Linked DNA regions of Homo sapiens: region 2 is linked to region 1. A link is an interaction called in ENCODE POLR2A ChIA-PET data of the cell type or tissue named here. Cell type or tissue: OCI-LY7. All regions are shown on one strand. Links, peaks and the distances in the headings refer to the core of each region. The heading gives the core; the rest is flanking DNA.

Region 1 (10,959 bases), core at 2,888-7,887:
TGCAATGCTGCCATCTCGGCTCACTGCAACCTCCACCTCCCAGGTTCAAGCGATTTTCCTGCCTCAGCCTCCCGAATAGCTGGGACCACAGGCATGCACCATCACACCTGGCTAATTTTTGTATTTTTAGTAGAGATAGGGTTTCACCACGTTGGCCAGGCTGGTCTCGAACTCCTGGACTCAAGTGATCCTCCTGCCTCGGCCTCCCAAAGTGCTGGGATTACAGACATGAGCCATCGCACCCGGCTGCAAATATTTAAACACAAAAGAAGATCACAACTGGGTATAGTGGCGCACACCTGTAGTCCCAGCTACCTGGGAGGCTGAGGTGGGAGGATCATCTGAGACCAGGAGGTCGAAGCTGCAGTGAGCCATGATCACGCCACTGCACTTCAGCCTGGGTGAAAGCGTGAGACCTTGTCTAAAAAAAAAAAAAAAAAAAGCAGATCATGCCCTCTCCTGCTCAAAAGCCTTATGTGGCTCCCCAGTGCTCTAAGTATAAAGTCTGCATTCCTTCCTGGGGACCCACAGGTCCCTGATGCCCAGCCTGTAGCCCTCCCTGCCTACATGGTGCCCTCCCCACTCTGCCCAACTCACTTTGCTTCAGTCACAGCCGCCTCCTCAATGCTGTCCCAAGGGGCTGAACACATCCCTGCCTCAGGGCCTTTGGGCGTGCTATTGCCCTGAATCACCACCTCCACAAAGTAGCCTTCAGCAACCACTGCAGTCTTGACCTGGTGCTTTGCCTGGTTTTCTTTCTTTTGCAAAATCCTGTCAGAAGTCATTTCCTCGTTCCCTTGTCTACCAGACATGAGGTCCCTGAGGGCAGGGTGTCCTAACAGACCTGGATGCCTTAAGTGCTTAATAAACATGAGTTAATGATGAATAATCCTTGCTTTACAGAGGAGGAAACAGAGGCTCAGGGAGGAAGGGCTGTTGGACCCCTTGAGTTTGAGCCCAGGCTGCACCAAATCCACCTGCAGGTGGATGAGCAAACCCCCCAACCTGCTCCCTGGGTAAGCAAAGCTCCAGAGGTTGCAAGGAGCAGACTTGGCCTCTCAGACTGGGGTTCCAGGACCAGCCTTTCCTCTCTGCTGACTTTTTGTTGTTGTTGTTTTGAGACAAAGTCTCACTCTGTCGTCCAGGCTGGAGTGGAGTGGTGTGATCTGGGCTCACTGCAACCTCTGACTCCTGGGTTCAAGCAATTCTCCCACCTCAGCCTCCTGAGTAGCTGGGGTTACAGGTGCACACCACCATGCCCGGGTTACTTTTTGTGTTTTTACTAGAGGCAGGTTTTTGCCATGTTGGCCAGGCCGGTCTCGAATTCCTGACCTCAAGTGATCTGCCTGGTTTGGCCTCCCAAAGTGCTGGGATTACAGGAATGAGCCACCACCTCCAGCCTCCTGGTGACTTTTTTTTTTTTTTTTTTGAGACAGAGTCTCGCTCTGTTGCCCAGGCTGGAGTGCAGTGGCGTGATCTCGGCTCACTGCAAGCTCCACCTCCCAGGTTCACGCCATTCTCCTGCCTCAGCTTCCCAAGTAGCTGGGACTACAGGCGCCTGCCACCACGCTCGGCTAATTTTTTGTATTTTTAGTAGAAACGGGGTTTCATCGTGTTAGTCAGGATGGCCTCGATCTCCTGACCTCGTGATCCACCCGCCTCGGCTTCCCAAAGTGCTGAGATTACAGGCGTGAGCCGCCATGCCCGGCCTTTTTTTTTTTTTTTTTAAGATGAAGTCTCACTCGGTCACCCAAGCTGGAGTGCAATGGCGTGATCTTGGCTCACTGCAACCTCTGCCTCCCGGGTTCAAGGGTTCAAGTGATTATCCTGCCGCAGCCTCCCGAGTAGCTGGGACTACAGGCGTGTGCCACCACACTGAGCTAATTTTTGTATTTTTAGTATAGACAGGGTTTCACCATGTTGGTCAGGCTGGTCTTGAACTCCTGATCTCAGGTGATTCACCCACCTCGGCCTCCCAAAGTGCTGGGAGTATAGGCATGAGCTACCATGCCTGGTTATTTTTTTCTTTTTCTTTTTTTTTTTTTTTTTTGAGACGGAGTCTTGCTCTGTCACCCAGGCTGGAGTGCAGTGGCACGATCTCGGCTCACTGCAAGCTCCACCTCTCGGGTTCACATCATTCTCCTGCCTCAGCCTCCCCAGTAGCTGGGGCTACAGGCGCCTGTCACCATGCCTGGCTAATTTTTTGTATTTTTAGTAGAGACGGGGTTTCACCGTGTTAGCCAGGATGGTCTTTATCTCCTGACCTTGTGATCTGCCCACCTCGGCCTCCCAAAGTGCTGGGATTACAGGTATGAGCCACCATGGCCGGCCCATTTTTTTGTATTTTTGTAGAGATGGGGTTTCACCATGTTGGCCAGGCTGGTCTTGAACTCCTGACCTCAGGTGAGCAGCCTGCCTCCGCCTCCCAAAGAGCTGGGATTACAGGCATGAGCTACCACCTCCAGCCTTCTGCTGACTTTTACTTTGGGGAACTGACAAGCTCCCTGAGCCTCAGTTTTCTCTTCTATGAAATGGGTTAGCTAGGTGCAGTGGCTTATGCCTGTAATCTCCGCACTGTGGGAGGCTAAGGCAGGAGGATTGCTTGAGCCCAGGAGTTAGAGAGCAGCTTGGACAACATAGGAAGACCCCATCTCTACAAAATATTAAAAAATTAGCCAGGCTTGGTGGCTCACACCTCTAATCCCAGTGACTCGGGAGGCTGAGGCAGGAGAATCGCTTGAGCCCAAGAGGCTGAGGCTGCAGTGAGCTGAGATCGCACCACTGCACTCCAGCCTGGGCGGCAGAGTTAGACCTTGTCTCTCAAAAAATAAAAATTAATGCCGGGCGTGGTGGCTCATGCCTGTAATCTCAGCACTTTGGAAGGCCGAGGCGGGCGGATCACGAGGTCAGGAAATCGAGACCATTGTGGCTAACACAGTGAAACCCCGTCTCTACTAAAAATACAAAAAAAATTTAGCCGGGTGTGGTGGCACGTGCCTGTAGTCCCAGCTACTCAGGAGGCGGAGGCACGAGAATTGCTTGAACCTGTCAGATGGAGGTTGCAGTGAGCCGAGATCGCGCCACTGCACTCCAGCCTGGGTGGCAGAGTGAGACTCTGTCTCAAAAAAAATAAATAAATAAAAATAAATAAATACATAAATAATTTGGTTACATGTCAGGCCCATGGGGTCCAGACTTGGACCTTGCCTTCCTCCCCCAGAGCCCCTGCTGTGCACTCCTATACTGGATAACAGTGGAGCCCCTGAGAGGCCTGGGTCCTGGGCCTGGACTCCAGTTAGCCCCCAGTCTGGGAGGGAGGCAGGGCCAGACACAGACGCATCCTCGTCCTGGGGGTCAGGATTGTCAGAGTTGTGGGGAGGGCTGGAAGGCTTCCTGGAGGAGATGGCCTTAGAGCTGGCATTTCAGGCCATACGTGGGACCCAGTACAAGTGCTCTGAAGTGGGGCTGAGCAGCTTGACCAATGGGCAATGAGGAGCTTGAGCCTCTCTCTGAGGTGTCCAGGAGAGCCACGGAAGATGCTGGAGCAAGGAGGTGGGCAGCATCGCCAGTTAGAGGGGTCCCTTGGTGTGTGTTGGTGGGGGGGATCCTAGAGGGCATAGCCAGGGCACAGGTGGCCAAACCAGAGACCCCGGCCTGTGCCTGGGGACTAGGAATACTCTCCCTCTGGCAGACCCAGGGAAGAGGCTGTAGCATGTGAGTCACCTGGCTGCTGTGAGAACATTCGGCGCGCGGCAGCCCCACGTGGGCTGTCACCAAGCAGGAACACGGCCCCCAGAGGCCCTCTGAGCTGCCTTCCCCACGGGCTTCTGCTCTCTGTTCCCACAGCTGCTCCCCCAAGGCCACAGAAGGAGCGTGGGATGGGGGGACAGGCGGGGAGGAGGCCGTGTAGGCTGCACAGCCAGCATTTGGGAGCTCCAGGGTAGAGTGGGGCTTCCCCGGCAGAGGGCTCACTGTGTTCTGGGGCTGCCCTAGTCTCAGGACTCTGCTCAGGGTGGGGAAACTGAGGCTCAGAGAATGGTAGGGTCTGCGACCATTCTGCACATGGACAGACACCTCGTTCTTTCCTAAGAGCTGAAACCCTGCCCAGGGCCTGCAGTGTCAATGTGACCACTCCCTCTCTCTCTGGCTCCAAACTCCCCATGGCTCCCCAGTGCCTTCAGAATGAAACCCACACAACTCACCAAGACCCACAAGGCTCTGCTCAGTTCCTGTGACCCCCTAGGTCTCAGCAGTCCCATAAGCTTTTCTCCCACTTACTCCACTCTAGACACCTGTCTAATGTACCAGCAACATGTCCTGCCTGGCCCCACCTCAGGGCCTTTGCCCATGCTCCGACCCCCAGTGCCTAAAGCACCCTTTTTAAATTACACCTGTTTCATCCCTCAGGAAAGGTGCAAAGAGTTCATGAAAGGTTATATGCCCAGGAACACACAGCAAGCTGGTGGGACTTGGGATATGAAACCAGGCCCATCTGACTACCCCCACTCCCACCCCCTGGCAGCCCCTTTCCCGGCCATGGTATCACATCAAAAACAGACCTGGGCCGGGCGTGGTGTCTCACGCCTGTAATCCCAGCAATTTGGGAGGCCCAGGCAGGCGGATCACTTGAAGTTAGGTGTTCAAGACCAGCCTGGCCAACATGGTGAAACTCCATCTCTACTAAAAATGAAAAAATTAGTTGGGTGTGGCGGCACGCACCTGTAGTCCCAGCTACTCGGGAGGCTGAGGCAGCAGAATTGCTTGAACCTGAGAGGGGGAGATTGCAGTGAGCCGAGATTGTGCCACTGCACTCTGGCCTGGATGACAGCGAGACTCTGTCTCAAAACAAAACAAAAAGACTTCAAACCAATCCACCATGGAGCTGGCTGATTCTCAACCCCTCCAGATTTTTTTTTTTTTTTTTTTTTGAGACAAGAGTCTCGCTCTCCCGCCCAGGCTAGAGTACAGTGGCGCGATCTCGGCTCACTGCAACCTCTGCCTCCCAAGTTCAAGCGATTCTCTTGCCTCAGCCTCCTGAGTAGCTGGGACTACAGGAATGCACCACCACGCCCGGCTAATTTTTTATATTTTTAATAGAGACAGGGTTTCACCACATTGGCCAGGCTGGTGTTGAACTCCTGACCTCGTGATCCACCTGCCTCAGCCTCCCAAAGTGCTGGGATTACAGGTGTGAGCCATCGTGCCTGGCCATGCCCCTCCAGATCTTGCCACCTCTGGCTAGGTGCCAAAGACTCTCAGGCCTTGGGCCCAAGGCCCCCTGTTCAGGGAGCTCCAAGGCCAGCCGACCCCCAATTCCCGCAGTGCCTCCCCTGATGTGGCCTCAATTTCTCCGCCCCACTTTCTGCCCTTCAAGCGCTGCTGATGGCGGAGGCTTCAAGGACGCCACAGCCAAAAATAATCGGGCCCCGACCTACCTCCGGAAATTGGGGCAGCCCCGCCCAGCCACCTGGCACCCAGGAGGTAATTAGTGCATGTGGCAAATTAGGGTAATTAGGTCTGCGGGAACTGAACCTCGGGTCCAGGTTTGCTGCTCAGAGGGGCCTCAAGCACTGCCTCCTCCCATCCCCAACTCACTCTGGTCCTAGGTCCTCAAATCCATAAACCAGTGCTGGCGACCCCAACTCCACGACCCTTTCTTGCCTGGGCCTGAGGGAGCCTGGCTCCATTGCTTCATGGGGGGTTGTTGAATGAATTAACTTTAGCCGTGGGCAGAAGTCAAGTTCTGAATTTAAGGCAGGGTCTCCTTCAAGTGATGCAAAATCACCAATAGTACTGAGTCATCAAACTCCCCCTTTGCCTGACCCCCATGCGTCCACACTATGCTGGAAGATGACAAACTCTAGGGAAACATGGGCCCTGGTCTCAGCCCTTGAGAGACACTCAGGCTGGGGGAGTCAAAGCTGCACACAGACACTCCCAGGAGTCAGGGCTGGGCCAGAAAGAGGGAAGAGGGCTGGAAAAGGTCTAGAGGTAGAGGAGAGAGCTTCTTGGGGAGGAGAGCATTGAAGGTGAGGCTTTGAGGGATGAATAGGAGTTTGCAAAGAGGCTAATGTCTGGAGGTTGGCCCAACCAGCTATGGCTTGGGGAATGAAGAGAAGGAAGAGGGAGGTAGCTGGAGGGGGCACCTGAGAGGCCAGGAGCTAAAGATTTAGAGGATGTCATGCCAGGTTGGACCCATTTCTGTCCTTGAGAGTTCAGGCCTGGTTGGAGTCCTCTAACTTCTGAAAAAGAAAAGAGTAAGAGGTTGGTTCAGGATCAAAACCACATACCAAAAATAAATATGATGTTTATAACAGCAAGCATTTATTAAGCACCTACAATCACGTTCTCTTCACATAACAACTCATTGGAGGCCAGATGCAGTGGCTTACATCTGTTATCCCAGCCCTTTGAGAGGCTGAGGCAGGCAGATCTCTTGAGTCCAGGAGTTGGAGACCAGCCTGGGCAACATAGTGACACCCCATCTCTACAAAAAATACAAAAATTAGCCAGGCGTAGTGGTGTGCACCTGTAGTCTCAGCCACTCAGGAGTCTGAGGTGGAAGGATTGCTTGAACCCAGAAAGTTGAGGCTGCAGTGAGCCATGATTGAGCCACTGCACTACAGCCTGGGCAACAGAGTGAGGCCCTGTCTCAAAAAAAAAAAAAAAAGAAAAGAAAAGAAAAGAAAGAAAAAGGGTGGGCGTGGTGGCTCACATCTGTAATCCCAATAGTTTGGGAGGCCAAGGCGGGTGGATCACTTGAGTCCAGGAGTTGGAGACCAGCCTGGCCAACATGGTGAAACCCCTGTCTCTACTAAAAACACAAAAATTTAGCCGGCTGTGGTGGCGTGCGCCTGTAATCCCAGCTACTAGGGAGGCCGAGGCAGAAGAATTGCTTGAACCTGGAAGGCAGAGATTGCAGCAAGCCGAGATTGCGCCACTGCACTCCAGCCTGGGTGACAGAGCAAGATTCTGTCTCAAAAGAAAAAAAGAAAAGAAAAAGAAAGAACTCATTGGATCCCTACAGTAAACCTCAGAAGTGAACACCATTCGTATGCCCATTTTATGGATGGGGAACCTGAGGCACAAAGAAGGGAAAGTGACTTCTTCAGGGTGGCACTGCTGGTAAGCAGCAGGGCTGGGATTCACTCCCTGGCTCACGTGATTCCGAAAGCCAAGTCGAAAGCTGGAACCTGGGGATCTCCTACTCCTGAAAGTGCTCATAGAAAGCTGTCACAGGGGCCAAGGGCGGTGGCTCACGTCTGTAATCCCAGCACTTTGGGAGGCCAAGGCGGGCGGATCACGAAGTCAGGAGATTGAGACCATCCTGGCCAACATGGTGAAATCCTGTCTCTACTAAAAAAAAAAATACAAAAATTAGCTGGGTGTGGTGGCGAGTGCCTGTAATCCCAGCTACTCGGGAGGCTGAGGCAGAAGAATAGCTTGAACCCAGGAATTGAAGGTTGCAGTGAGCCGAGATTGTGCCACTGCACTCCAGCCTGGCGACAGAGTGAGACTCCATCTCCAAAAAAAAAGAAAGCTGTCACAGGTCAGGCTTGTTCTAGGTGCAGGGACAAATCCATGTAAGAGGTGAACAGTAACCAAATCATGCCATAAACAATAAACAGACCTGAAGTAGTCACCAAGACCTTCACTGGGAGGTGGGCACCCAGCTTTCGGGAAGAGCAGGTGGACTGTCCCTGCTCTGGTGGCACAGAAAGTCTCTGGAGAGGAGAGACTGTTTAGCCTCACTCCAAAGGCTAGGTCAGATCTAACTAGGCAGAGACCAGAGCCTGAGCCATAAAAGCCATTCTGCAAATGCAGTTTTCTTAGTGCTGAATGAGCTGTTCAGGCTCCCGCTTGGTTTCCCCTTTAAGGTGGGAAGCTCATTCTCCCACACCATTTTTCAGCCCCAAAGGAAAGTTGCTTTCCTAGTCAGACACCTTGGGGTGGCCTCTGCCTGCCCTGCAAGGACATCTCAAGTCTGTTCCTTCCTTCCTTCCTCCCTCCCCCCCACCCTTTTTTGTTTTTGTTTTTGAGACAGAGTCTCCTTCTGTCACCCAGGCTGGAGTACAGTCACCTGATCTCAGTTCACTGCAACCTCTGCCTCCTGAGTTCAAGCAATTCTCCTGCCTCAGCCTCCCGAGTAGCTGGGATTACAGGTGTGCACCATCACGTCCGGCTAATTTTTGTATTTTCAGTAGAGACGGGGTTTCACCATGTTTTGACCAGGCTGGTCCCAAACTCCTGACCTCAGGTGATCTGCCTGCCTCAGCCTCTCAAAGTGCTAGGATTACAGGCATGAGCCACTGCACCCAGCCCAGTTCTTTAGAAGAGAGGCCTCCAGACCTAGGAAGAAGAGGGCCCAGACTGGGGTGGGGGCAGCAGCTCAGGGCAGCCCTCGTTAGAGACGAGGTCTCACTATGTTGCCCAGGCTGGTCTCGAACTCCTGAGCTCAAGCGATCCTCCAGCCTCGGCCTCTCAAAGTGCTGGGATGACAGGCATGAGCCCAGCCCCTTTCTGTGACTCTTATGTTACCTGTTTATTATATGACCAGGTCTAGGTGCTCCTCTAGGGCTGGCCCATCCATCCTGAAGCCTCAGTCTGACCCAGCATAAGAGTGACTATTCATCCCAGCAGGGAAACTGAGACACAGACTCTGTTTTCCCAGCTGCAGCAAAGAGTGGCAGGGCCTTTGCCCACGAACCTAATGGCAGGCACCCCAGAGGACAGCTGCTGATATTGACTAAATCCTTCATGTTTCTCCCTCTACTAGAAGCCCTGCAAGCATCGGCCCATTTTCCAGGTGAGAAAACTGAGGCCCACACTGAGGAAGCCAGTGCCTCAGTGTAGACTTGGCTAGTCCAGCTTCAGGTTGGGGCTGCTCAAGGCCAGCCCTGTCCCAGCCCCTCCCAGAGACCGGAGAGGGTGTTCAGGAAAGCAACTCAACCCTTCACTGTCTCTTTCACTGTTGCTTTCTGCCCACACAAAGGGCAAAGTCTGCCTGGGCCCCTCGCCCAGCCGCCCCTGTAAAATAGCCACAGGGCCCCACTTGTGCACTTGGCAAACTCTAAGCAGCTTCCAGAAGCCTTGGCCATGCCAGCACCTTTCCCAGATACTTTTTTATTTTTTCCATTATTTTGTTGGTAATAAGGAAAAGTCATTTTTTGCACAGAACAGACGGTATTTTCTTTGCTCCCCACAATGTTCAAGCATTTCGTGGCTTCCGGCCTGAGAACAGAGCCAAATCCTTCCCTTGTGCAGATGCCTCGTGAAGTTAGAAGCAGCCAGGGAAACCGAGTCTGTGCCTCAGTTTCCCCTGTGGGATGAACAGTCGCTCTTGTGCTGGGTCAGACTGGGGCTTCAGGATGGATGGGCCAGCCCTAGAGGAGCACCCAGACCTGGTCATGTAATAAACAGGTAACATAAGAGTCACAGAAAGGGTCTGGGCTCACACCTGTCATCCCAGCACTTTGGGAGGCCGAGGTGGGAGGATCACTTGAGCTTAGGAGTTTGAGACCAGCCTGGGCAACATAGTGAGACCTCGTCTCTAAAAATAAACTTTAAAAAAGAAAAAAAAAAGAGTCACAGGGATTGGGACAGGGGAGGGCAAGATCCCTTCCAAGGCCAGGGTAGTCAGAGAGGCTTCCTGGAGGAGGAGACAGGGTGGTGGCGCTGAGCCTGGAAGGACAAGGCAGAAGAGATGCCTGCAGCGAGGGCATTCCAGGTGGAAGGAACAGTTTGGGCAAAGGCCTGGATGGGGGAAGACTCAGATCTTGGCGCAGGAGTCAATCTCCAAAAACAACCTGACCTGGAATTCACCTAAAGGTAATTTGAATGTAATGTAACCGCCAGCTCAGATATACTATTCTTCTTAGAAGGAAACAGAAATAAAGGAACAGGGAAAGGAGACAGGAGCAGAGGTCTTGGAGATGAAAAGCAAAAGCCTCTCTGAAGTTGTCAAAACACTCAAGTGTCGGCCAGGTGTGGTGGCTCACGTCTGTAATCCCAGGACTTTGGGAAGCCGAGGGGGGCAGATCACTTGAGGTCAGGAGTTCGAGACCAGACTGGCCAACATGGTGAAACCCCATCTCTACTAAAAATACAAAAATCAGCCAGGTGTGGTGGCATGCACCTGTAGTCCCAACTACTCGGGAGGCTGAGGCAGGAGAATTGCTTGAATCTGGGAGGCAGAGGCTGCAGTAAGCCGAGATTGTGCCACTGCACTCCAGCCTGGGCAACAGAGTGAGACTTTGTCTCAAAAAAAAGAAAAGAAAAGAAAAGAAAAACTCAAATGTAAGATCAGAGCTTTAGGGCGCCACAGGCCTTGGTTCCAGGGAGCTGCAGGACCTCTGTCCACAAACGAACCAACGGCGCCGCACCGTGTGATTTTGGAGACGGTGCCAGAGAGGGGGCGGCACCAGGATTGACAAGTGGGACACATGGGCTTGGGGCTGGGGAGGTGGATCCTAGTTCAACTCCGGAAGGATGCTCTCCTGGCAAGTGTGGGAAGGGGGTGCTCCCTGTGACCAGAGGTGACAAACGCAGGCCAGTGGAGGCTGAGGGGATGCAACCATGCGTTGGAGACATTTCCTCAGCCTTTGGATTTTGGAACCCTCAAACAACAGCAAAGATAACCTTAATCCAACCATTGTGGGCATTTTTACCATCGTCTTGGGAGGGACAGAGGTGGACAGACGTCCCTGCTTAGGGATGGGACGGGCAGGGGAACAGAGGCTTCTCTCTCTTTGTCTTGCTTCCCGTTCCCTCCCGAAGTTGATCTCTTCCGTTTCCTGGCAACACCCATTGAGCACTTACTGTATGCAGACCCTGAGACCCACTGCCCCCTCCCCAACCTCACTGGGCCACCCATGTCAGCCCGGGAGGGACCTGACCTCCCTCACAGGCCCAAAGTTATGACCTCAGGTAGTGGGGACAGAGGCAGCTGTCTCCTGAGAA
Region 2 (10,959 bases), core at 2,244-7,243, 70 kb before region 1:
AAAGAAAAAAAGAAGTGCTGGAATGGGCTGGGTGCAGTCGTTCGCAGCTATAATCCCAACACTTTGGGAAGCTGAAGCAGGTGGATCACCTGAGGTCAGGAGTTCGAGACCAGCCTGGCCAACATGACGAAACCTGTCTCTACTAAAAATCAAAAATTAGCCTGGCATGGTGGCACATGCCTATAATCCCAGCTACTTGGGAAGCTGAGGCAGGAGAGATGCTTGAACTTGGGAAGTGGAGGTTGCAGTGAGCCTAGAGCGCACCACTCCACTCCAGCCTGGGTGATGAGCAAAAGTCCATCTAGAAAAAAAAAAAAAATGCTGGAATGACATCTTTGGTTGAATGCTTTGGTTATTACTGTTAGTTTTATTGTTTTTAATTCTCCTTGAAAGGGTACATTCTCAGGAGTAGGATTGCTGGGCCAAAGCTGTGACCCACTTTCTGACCCTTGTTCGTGGTCATCCTAGCTAAAGATGACCAAATTTGCAGGGGTCCCTAAATTTCATTGCTGACTGTAAACCTCAACATCTTTTGTAAAATCATGTAAAACTAGTAGCTCTGTAAAAAGAGAGCCATGAAAAAAAAAGCAGTTTCATAGGGGACATACTTGGAATAACGTGGCAGTTGAAGGATTGACTCATCATGTGTGAGGAGCTCACACTAGTGTTTAAAATAAGCTGAAAGCTGCAACATGGACACAGACGGGCACAGGACTATGCAATCATTTACAGAACAAACTGGAAAACCTCGCTAGTTCAGCAGTGATTTTAATTGAGTTGAGTGGCTGAACAAATAGACCATTCTTTGCTTTTTTTTTTTTTTTTTTTTTGAGATGGAATTTTGCTCTTGTTGCCCAGGCTGGAGTGCAATGGCATGATCTCGGCTCACCGCTATCTCAGCCTCCCAGGTTCAAGCGATTCTCCTGCCTCAGCCTCCCTAGTAGCTGGGATTACAGTCATGTGCCACCACACCTGGCTAATTTTATATTTTTAGTAGAGACGGGGTTTCTCCATGTTGGTCAGGCTGGTCTCGAACTCCTGACCTCAGGTGATCCACCCGCCTCGGCCTCCCAAAGTGCTGGGATTACAGGAATGAGCCATTGTGCCCGGCCATCATTCTGTACTTTTAAAACTAGACAATTGTTAGGAAACTAAACAATCTTACCATTCGAAGAAACATGTTCTGTGTTGCTGGCAGCATTGTAAATTTAAAGTCATATTGGAGGACATTCACACTTTAAAAAATATTTTGGGCAGGGCATGGTGTCTCATGCCTATAATCCCAGCACTTTGGGAGGTAAAGGAGGGTGGATCTCTTGAGCCCAAGAATTGGAGACCAGCCTGAGCAATGTGGTGAAGCCTCGTCTGTACAAAAAAATAAAGCTGTACGTGGTGGCGCATGTCTGTAATCCCAGCTACTTGGGAGGCTGAGGCCTGAGAATTGCTTGAGCCTAGGAGTTCGAGGCTGCAGTGAGCTGTCATGGGACCACTGCACTCCAGCCTGGGCAACAGAGTGAGACCCCATCTCAAAAAAAAAAATTTGCCTTTTTTTTTTTTTGAGACAGGGTCTCACTCTGACGCTCAGGCTGGAGTGCAGTGGCGCAATCTCGGCTCACTGCAAGCTCCACCTCCCGGGTTCACGCTATTCTCCTGCCTCAGCCTCCCAAGTAGCTGGGACTACAGGCGCCCGCCACCATGCCCAGCTAATTTTTTTGTATTTTTTTAGTAGAAATGGAGTTTCATCGTGTTAGCCAGGCTGGTCTCGATCTCCTGACCTCGTGATCCGCCTGCCTTGGCCTTCCAAAGTGCTGGGATTACAGGCGTGAGCCACTGTGCCTGGCCAAAATTTGTTTCTTATACATTCAGCAGATATTTTCTGTGAACATGTAATTTGGGATCACTGACCTTTTTATTTATTTATTTATTTATTTTTTTTTGTGATGGAGTCTCGCTCTATCCCACCATGCCTGGCTAATTTTTTTTTTTTTTTTTTTTTTTGTATTTTAGCAGAGACGGAGTTTCACCATGTTGCCCAGTGTGGTCTTGAACTCCTGAGCTCAGGCAATCCACCCCGCTCAGCCTCCCAAAGTGCTAGGATTACAGGTGTGAGCCACCGTGCCCGGCTGACCTTTTTTTTTTTTCTTTTTTTTTTTTAATTGGAGAAAATTTTTTGTGAATTGATACATATATTTTCTGATTACAAAACACAAGTTTTTTTTTTAAGTTCTTAAAGCATAAGGAAAATGAAATTCCTGATAATTCTACCCCCTATAACCTCTGTTAACATATTTCCTAACATATTTCCTTATAGTCTTCTTTCTATGTATCCATATTTATATTTTTTATTCCCACCTTTATATTGAGAACCATAACCTAGATACATTTTTGTATATTTTATACTAGATATTTATATTTTCCACTTTAATGTTATGAACACTCAAATTATTAAGTAATATGTGAAAAATGATATCAAATTGCTATATATCTTTCTTTTTCTAGAGCATATACATAAATTGCTCTGTCCAGTCATTGAAAGCTGTGACTGTTTCTCTCCTAGTGGTTATACTGTTACATTTTTTAGGAGGAGATTTTCCATATTGGTTGTTTTCCTCTTTTCAATGCTGGTGTCTTGTGAATGAGGATTTCGGTTGTTGATGCCTGCTTGGGTTCAGCACTAAGCCCCCAACTACTCAACTATCCTCGTCTTCTCAGAGCCCACATTCAGCATATTTCTCAGAGAAGCTGTTCTGTGTGTTCCAGCTGTCCCCCAGCGAGCAGATCACAGGGTAGTGGGCACCATCGACCAGCTTGTGAAACGTGTCATCGAAGGCAGCCTGTCTCCCAAAGAGAGAACTCTTCTCAAAGAGGACCCTGCTTACTGGTAGGTCTTTAAATGTCCACGCTGTGAATCCCTCTCATGGAGTATATGGCAAAATTTGGGTCACTCTGATGGTATTGAGAGCAGAGGGTGAGATACTTGAGCAAGTGGTGTTCTCCAGTGAGAAGAGCATGAGGGTGGCTCAGATTTATGTGGGTTCAGCAAGCCCCAGCTCTGCTGCAGACCAGTGGTAGGCCAGCTGGGTGGGTGGCCTTCTCTCACCTGTGACTACAGCTCCAAGTCCCTGCTGGGCTGTTTTAAGGATGCAGTGAGATGTGCATGCAGAGAATACAGAGTAAGGGTAGTAAGATTAGTAATACATCATTGCAGTTGTTTGCAATTTATTGCTAATATTTGTTAAACTGTCTTTTGCTTAATTGCCTCTTTATGTAAATAGAACAACTTTTTTTTTTTTTTTTTTTTTTGAGACGGAGCCTTGCTCTGTCGCCCAGGCTGGAGTGCAGTGGCGCTATCTCGGCTCACCGCAACCTCCGCCTCCCGGGTTCATGCCTTTGTCCTGCCTCAGCCTCCCGAGTAGCTGGGACTACAGGAGCCCACCACCACGCCTGGCTAATTTTTTGTGTTTTTAGTAGAGATGGGGTTTCATAGTGTTAGCCAGGATGGTCTCGATCTCCTGACCTCATGATCCACCTGCCTCAGCCTCCCAAAGTGCTGGGATTACAGGCGTGAGCCACCGCGCCCGGCCGAACAACTTATTAAAATTACAGTTTGCGTCCTAAATATAGTACTTTCTTATTAGAGAAAGTAAAGAACAAGCCAGAGAAAGAGTCTTGCTCTGTCACCCAGGCTGGAGTACAGTGGCGCAATCTTGGCTTACTGCAACCTCCGTCTCCTGAGTTCAAGCGATTCTCGTGCCTCAGCCTCCCAAGTAGCTGGGATTACAGGTGCACGACATGAGGCAGGTCACCTCAGCAAAGAGGCAATGGCCAGTTCTGTCCACAGGGCTCCAGTGGCAACAAATAATGCTTGTGGGGTGTGAGGGTGGAAGGTCTCAAATCTGTGTATTTTTAGTAGAGATGGGGTTTCACCATGTTGGCCAGGTTGGTCTCGAACTCCTGACCTCAGGTGACCCACCTGCCTTGGCCTCCCAAAGTGCTGGGATTACAGGCGTAAGCCACTGTGCTGGGCTGAGACACCATTTCTCTTAAAAAAAAAAAAAAAAAGTGATGATCAGTGCTTTGATTGTATTTCTGCCTACCTTTCTGGCAGTTTATTATGATATCTGGGCGTGAAACTGCTGGGTTAAAGCTCATGTTAGAGGCTTTTGATTTATGTCAGTTTCTCAGCTGCAGCACTTTTTATTTTTATTATTATTATTTGTTAACGGAATCTTGCTCTGTCGCCAGGCTGGAGTATAGTGGTGTGATCTCGGCTCACTACAACCTCTGTTTCCCAGGTTCAAGCAATTCTTGTGCCTCAGCCTCCCAAGTAACTGGGATTACAGGTGCCCGCCACCACACCCAGCTAATTTTTTGTATTTTAGTAGAGACGGGGTTTTACCATGTTGCCCAGGGTGGTCTTGAACTCCTGAAATCATGCGATCCGCCTGCCTTGGCCTCCCAAAGTGCTGGGATTACAGGCGTGAGCCACCGCGCCCAGCCTCAGCTGCAGCACTGAGGCTGGATCATTCTGTATTAGGGTTGGAGCTGTCCTGGACATTGCAGGCTGTTTAGCAGCATCTGTGGCCTCTATCCGTTTGATGTTAGTAGGACCTTCTGTCTCACTAGTAACAACCCAGAATACATCCAGACACTGCCTGGTGTCCCATGGCAGGCAGAGCTGCCCCTGATGGAGACCATTGATGTTTATCATTAGATTACTCTCCATAGGTTATCTGTACTAATTGACTTTCTCACTGCTACTCTGTAGGTGTGCTGTGCCCTCTTTTGTTTTCTGTTTTTTGTTAGTGACAGGATCTCACTCTGTTGCCCAGGCTGCAATGCAGGGGTGCTATCACAGCCCACTGCAGCCTTGACCTCCTGAGTGTGCCCTTTTTGGTAGTCAGATTGTACCCATACTGGACTTGCTATGCTTGCTGTTGTAATTACTAAAGATGCTTGAAAGGCATACATTTCCATGTCTTTGGTCCTACCCACCATGATTTACCAAGGGGAAGGTTGGAGCTTATTGTGGTTTTATTTTTACAAAATTCTTGAGTTTGGATTATTTTCATGTATTGAATGAGGTAGGCATGTAACTTAAAAGTTAAAAATTCCCAAATAACCTAATTGTCCCAGCATCATTTATTGAATACTTTTTATTTAATAAACACTTGTGCCTTCTGTGCAGTTGGTACTGTTCTAAGCACATTACTGATTTAAGCACTAGCTGGTTGAATCCTCATAAACAACGTTGGGAGGCAGGTCTCTTGCTATGCTTATTTTACAGACAAGAAACTTTGAGGCTCCAAGAGCCCTCTTGCCTTGAGGATCCACAACTAGTAAGAGGCAGAGTTGAGATTCAAATCCAGGGTCTGTGGTCTGAACCAGTGTGCATGTTGAAGGATTGTCAGATTGACAGATGCAAGCAGATACCGACCCTCTTGGTAAGAAGGCATCCAGACTTAGAAGGCCCAGGGGCACTTTACAGGTGGTTGATAAGGTGATTAGGCTGGAGGAATAGGAGGCCCTGAGAGGCCTGGGGGCTGGTGCCTCTGCCCCATGACCCCTGCACATGGCCCAGTGGTCTCATGACCACTGATAACCAGGGGCAGCAGACGGAAGCCAGAGTCAGGGGTATGTTTGGATAGGGGGCAGGGCAGGGTACAAAATCAGAAATAAGCGGCCGGGCATGGTGGCTCACACCTATAAGGTGGGTGGATCACGAGATCAGGAGATCGAGACCATCCTGGCGAACACGGTGAAACCCTGTCTCTACTAAAAATACAAAAAAAAATTAGCCGGGCCTGGTGGCGGGTGCCTGTAGTCCCAGAAATAAGCATCAAACTAAGAACTGATATTTGAGGTAAACCAGTATCATGAAAGAGCATCACCAAACTCAACCAACTCCTGACACCCTAGAAGACAGAGTCACTATGAGAAAGAGGAGGTGTAGTCTATAAATATGTATGTGCAATGAATAGTCTCAGGTAATAAGAGTATATTGTATCCATGAAACAGACACTGGTTGCTATGAAAACGATTCTATTAAGGATCTTGGAAATGAAAAATAGATTGAAATAAAAATCTCAGCGGTTGGCTGATAGAATAGATCCTGAAGAAGGAAAGATTTAGGAGTTGGTCCCAGAGACTTTATCATCCAAAAACTCCTTCACAAGGAATTACCTGGCTGGGTGCAGTGGCTCACGCCTGTAATCCCAACACTTTGGGAGACCGAGGGGGACAGATGACTTGAGGTTGGGAGTTCGAGACCAGCCTGGCCAACATAGTGAAACCGTGTCTCTAATAAAAATACAAAAAATTAGCTGGGCATGGTGACAGGCGCCTGTAATCCCAGCTACTTGGGAGACCGAGGCACAAGAATCACTTGAACCCGGGAGGCAGAGGTTGCAGTGAGCCAAGATCGCACCACTGCACTCCAGCCTGGGTACAACGGAGCATGACTCTGTCTCAAAAAAAAGAGAAGGAATTACCAAGAGACTGTAAGAGGAAAGAGTGTGATACAAAAGCACAGCAATAAGTAAAGAAACTGCTAAACTTAGGTTTCTGGTGTGCATGTTTGAATTCTTAAGTCAAAATGCTCCTTGTATGTTGTATTTAACAAAACAGTCAATTGAACGCATAATGAAAAGCCAAATGTTTCTGCTGTGACCTGTTTCCATGTTCCACTCCTTGAAGGCAGTCACTTAGTTCTTCAAACTACTTCTCACGGCTACCTCTGTATCTCTTTTTATTATTTATTTATTTATTTATTTATTTATTTATTTTTTGAGACAGAGTCTCGCTCTGTCCCCCAGGCTGGAGTGCAGTGGCGGGATCTTGGCTCGCTGCAAGCTCTGCCTCCCGGGTTCACACCATTCTCCTGCCTCAGCCTCCCTAGTAGCTGGGACTACAGGCACCTGCCACCACACCCGGCTAATTTTTTTGTATTTTTAGTAGAGACGGGATTTCACCATGTTAGCCAGGATGGTCTCAATCTCCTGACCTCATGATCCTCCTGCCTTGGCCTCCCAAAGCGCTGGAATTACAGGCATGAGCCACCGCACCTGGCTTACCTCTGTATCTCTTAATAAGCCTATGTTGCTTTTTCTTGACTGAACAGTTTTATGCATGACCATTGACATTCTCTGAAGATATATGTGGATTAATAAGTTCTTTTTTTTTTTTGTTTAAAGAGATGAGTTTTCATTCTGTTGCCCAGGCTAGAGCACAGTGGCATGATCATAGTTCACTGCAGCCTCAACCTGGGCTCACAAAATCCCCCTGCCTCAGCCTCCCAAGTAGCTGAGACTACAGGAGTACACCACCGCATTCAGCTATCAGCTTTTTTTTTTTTTTCTTTTTTTAAGAAATGGGTTTTTGCTCTGTTGCCCAGGCTGGTGTCTAACTCCTGGGCTCAAGCGATCCCCCAGATCACTGGGGTTACAGGCATGAGCCATCATGTCCAGCCTTAATAAATTCTTTTTATTAGTTAGCAAGTGAAAAAGTCAGACCTCTAGGAGGCAGATATAAGAAGGGCTTCTTATCTCCACCCTCTGAGGGCCAGCAGAGATTTGAGACCTTCCACCCTCACACCCCACAAGCATGATTTGTTCCCACTGGAGCCTTGTGGACAGAACTGGCCATTGCCTCTTTGCCGAGGTGACCTGCCTCGTGTCGTGCACTAAAGATGTCAGAAGAGCCAGGTGCGGTTACTCACACCTGTAATCCCACCACTTTGGGAAGCCGAGGCGAGTGGGCCGCATGAGGTCAGGAATTTGAGACCAGCCTGGCCAACATGATGAAACCCCATCTCTACTAAAAATAAAAAATTAGCTGGGCATGGTGGTGGCTGCCTATACTCCCAGCTACTCAGGAGGCTGAGGCAGGAGAATCACTTGAACCCAGGAGGCAGAGGTTGCAGTGAGCTGAGATCGCACCACTGCACTCCAGCCTGGGCGACAAGAGCAAAACACCGTCTCAAATCAATCAATGAATCAATCAGAAGTATAGACAGACACATCCACTATGGCTTTACTTCCTTGTTTGGAACACCAAGGGGCAGGCTTCCGTCCTTTTCTATGAGAGAGTGCAAAGCATCAAGCCTAGAAAATGATAACAACAGTGCAGGATATAAAGCTGAAGGAATATGTCATACTTTGTTTTCTCTCATCTTCTAAATTGTCCCCTGGGAGTGGGCCAGCCCTGACCATGCTCTCCAGGGAGAGCCCACCAGGTCCTACGTGTTCACACACTCAGGAAAACAAGTGGCTAAGAATCCCTGTGGTCTAGCCTCAGCAGGATTGTCCAAGCACCCCAAAGTTAACATAAAATCTAAATAATTGATGTTTGGGGTGAAATAAAAGAAACTAAAATCCCAGATGATCTAAATATGTGAGGCACAAGGGGAAGGAGGGAGGTAGGTGTGCAGGCCTTTGTCTTGTTTGACATGAGGATAGAGCTAAAGGGTAATTCTGGATATTGATACAAAATAAAAGTTTAGGTATGTGTGTCGATTAGCCATTAAAGGAACAGAAGTGAGGTCTATAACTTCCGTACTACTATAGAGAGAAAGAAGCAAAAACACAGGAATTGGAAAACACAGAGATGGGAAATTGCATAGCAGGTGAACGCTACCAAAAAGAAAGGATGTAGAGAATTGTTTAGGCAAAAAAGACTTTAAGGAGAACAGCACTAAAAGGAGCAAAAGAAGTTCCTGATAAAAGGGAAAGTCATCACGAACATATAGATTGTGAATCTTGGTGCCTGCACTACATAGCTTTGAGCCATGTAAATAAACAACCTTTAGAAATCATTTAAGTCCAGAGCTGGGTGCGGTGGCTCATGCCTGTAATCCCAGCACTTTGGGAGGCCAAGGTGAGCAGATCACCTGAGATCAGGAGTTCAAGACCAGCCTGGCCAACATGGTGAAACCCCATCTCTGCTAAAAAAAATTCGAAAATTAGCTGGGTGTGGTGGCGGGTGCCTATAATCCCAGCTACTCGGGAGGATGAGGCTGGAGAATCACTTGAATCCAGGAGGCAGAGGTTGCAGTGATCCGAGATTGCGCCACTGCACTCCAGCCTGGGTGACAGAGCGAGACTCCGTCTCAAAAAAAAAAAAATCATTTAAGTCCAAAACCATGATAAGAGGAATTGGATGAATCCAAAACCATGGTAGGAGACATTAATGTTTCTCTGAAATGCGTAGACGACGTAATCCAAATAAGGTTGTGGAAGATTTTATAACACAGGAAATGAGCATAAACAGAGACAATCTGCTAATATTTGTTGAGCGGTTAATGACTACTAGGCAGTTTTCATAGCACTTGCCTCCTAGTGAAAAGCTTATAACGCAGGCCTCACAGCTGTATGATGAAGTAGCTACTGCTTATCATCTTCCCTGTCTTACAGATGGAGAAACTGAGGCACAGAAAGGTTCCCAGCTAATAAGTGGCTATGCTGAGATTTGAAGCCAGCAGACTGGCTTGTTGAGTGTTCTCTGTTCTTGATGTTATGTTCCACTGGAACTTGGGAGATGCATTTGGGACTGACATCCTCGGACTGCACTTGGCATCAGAACCATCCAGGAACAAGGAAAGCCATCAGAGCCATGAGTGACTGGGGCAGTCAGGTCACCTGGCCCTGATTCTGCGCTCTGCCCTTGATGAGGAGTTGCCTTGCTGGGGCTGTGTTTGACTTGAGAACCAGAGTGCCCATGTTGGTCAGCATTCTCTTAATTGAGCGCTATTGCTTATTAGGGCATGATCTTGCAGGATGCCACCGTTAGCCCAACAGAGTGCCAGGGCAGCAGTGGAGCCGGTACTCAGTCGTTTTGTCAGGTCCAGACAGACCTCAACTGGCTAACAGTGTCAGCAGGAGCTTGTGTATGGAGCTGCCTGCCAGGGACATGCCACATCACACAGTGCTGCCAATGCTGTGCAACACACAGCCACCTTACTTCTAGTTGGCTTGTCACTGGTAATCTGGAACCTCATCTAATAACTGATATGTCGCTACTTAATATCAAACAATCTGAAAGCCACCTGAAATACTGCCATACTTACTAAGCAATATTCTTCTTTAACACAAACTGAAATCAAATATTCACAAAAGTCTGTTATGTTTGTTGTGGGGTGGTTATTTATTTATTTATTTTTAAAGAGATGGGGTTTCGCCATGTTGCCCAGACTGGTCTTGAACTCCTGGGCTCAAGCGACCCACCTGCTTCCGCCTCCCAAAGTGCTGGGATTACAGGCGTGAGCCACCACGCCCATCTTAAAAGTTCGTTATGTATGAAATCACAGAGAAAATCACAGCACACCCAGGAAATTCACGTGGGCCACATTATGCCAATACAGCAAACTAGAAACCAGCAACAACCAAAATAAAACATGTTTCTGAATAACTTTTGAGTGAAGGGTAATCATAGCTGAAATTAGAAGCAATTTAGAAGGAAGTGGCAAGAAGAACATTATATACCAGATGCAGTCATAAAAATACTTAAGAGAAAGAGTGACTTCAGGTGACTTTATTAGAAATAGTGGGCCAGGTGCAGTGGCTCACACCTGTAATCCCAGCACTTTGAGAGGCTGAGGCGTATGGCTACCTTGAGCCCAAGAGTTTGAGATCAGCCTAGGCAACATGGTGAAATGTCCTCTCAACCAAAAACACAAAAATTAGCCAGGCGTGGTGGTGCGCGCCTGTAGTCCCAGCTACTGGGGAGGCTGAGGTGGGAGGATCACCTGAACCCAGAAGGTCGAGGCTGCGGTGAGCTGTAATCAACTCATGAAGCTAGAAGGAAAATGATGAAAAAAGTAAAGACACTAGAAGGAGAAGGTTTTTTTTTTTTTTAAAGATAGGGTCTTGCTCTGTTGCCCAGACTGGAGTGCAGTGGTGCAATCACAGCTCACCACAGCCTCTCGACTTCCTGGGCTCAAGTGATCCTCCCACCTTAGCCTCC

Evidence for each region. Peaks named below come from ENCODE experiments on the same cell type or tissue, not always from the same donor. Only the 100,000 strongest peaks of a DNase experiment are listed, where the experiment ranks them.
Region 2: POLR2A ChIA-PET joins it to region 1 with 6 read pairs; 4 of 35 experiments call an interaction of 5 or more read pairs at or near these places.

The regions. Positions count from the first base shown.
Region 1 is chr19:18,941,609-18,952,567 of GRCh38, reverse strand. HOMER3-AS1 (HOMER3 antisense RNA 1) reads right to left here. Exons shown (of 3, transcript NR_134913.1): 2 at 6,340-6,487; 3 at 5,737-6,242. Among named protein-coding and RNA genes, the nearest start is that of HOMER3, 5.9 kb to the right of the region's middle. In OCI-LY7, for the core only: no CTCF peak of the experiment used is centred there; DNase peaks (open chromatin) are centred at 2,979 and 5,447; H3K4me3 peaks cover 845 bases; H3K27ac peaks cover 3,937 bases.
Region 2 is chr19:19,011,031-19,021,989 of GRCh38, reverse strand. It overlaps SUGP2 (SURP and G-patch domain containing 2), which reads left to right. Exons shown (of 11, transcript NM_001017392.5): 4 at 2,761-2,881. Among named protein-coding and RNA genes, the nearest start is that of SUGP2, 17 kb to the left of the region's middle. In OCI-LY7, for the core only: no CTCF peak of the experiment used is centred there; no DNase peak of the experiment used is centred there.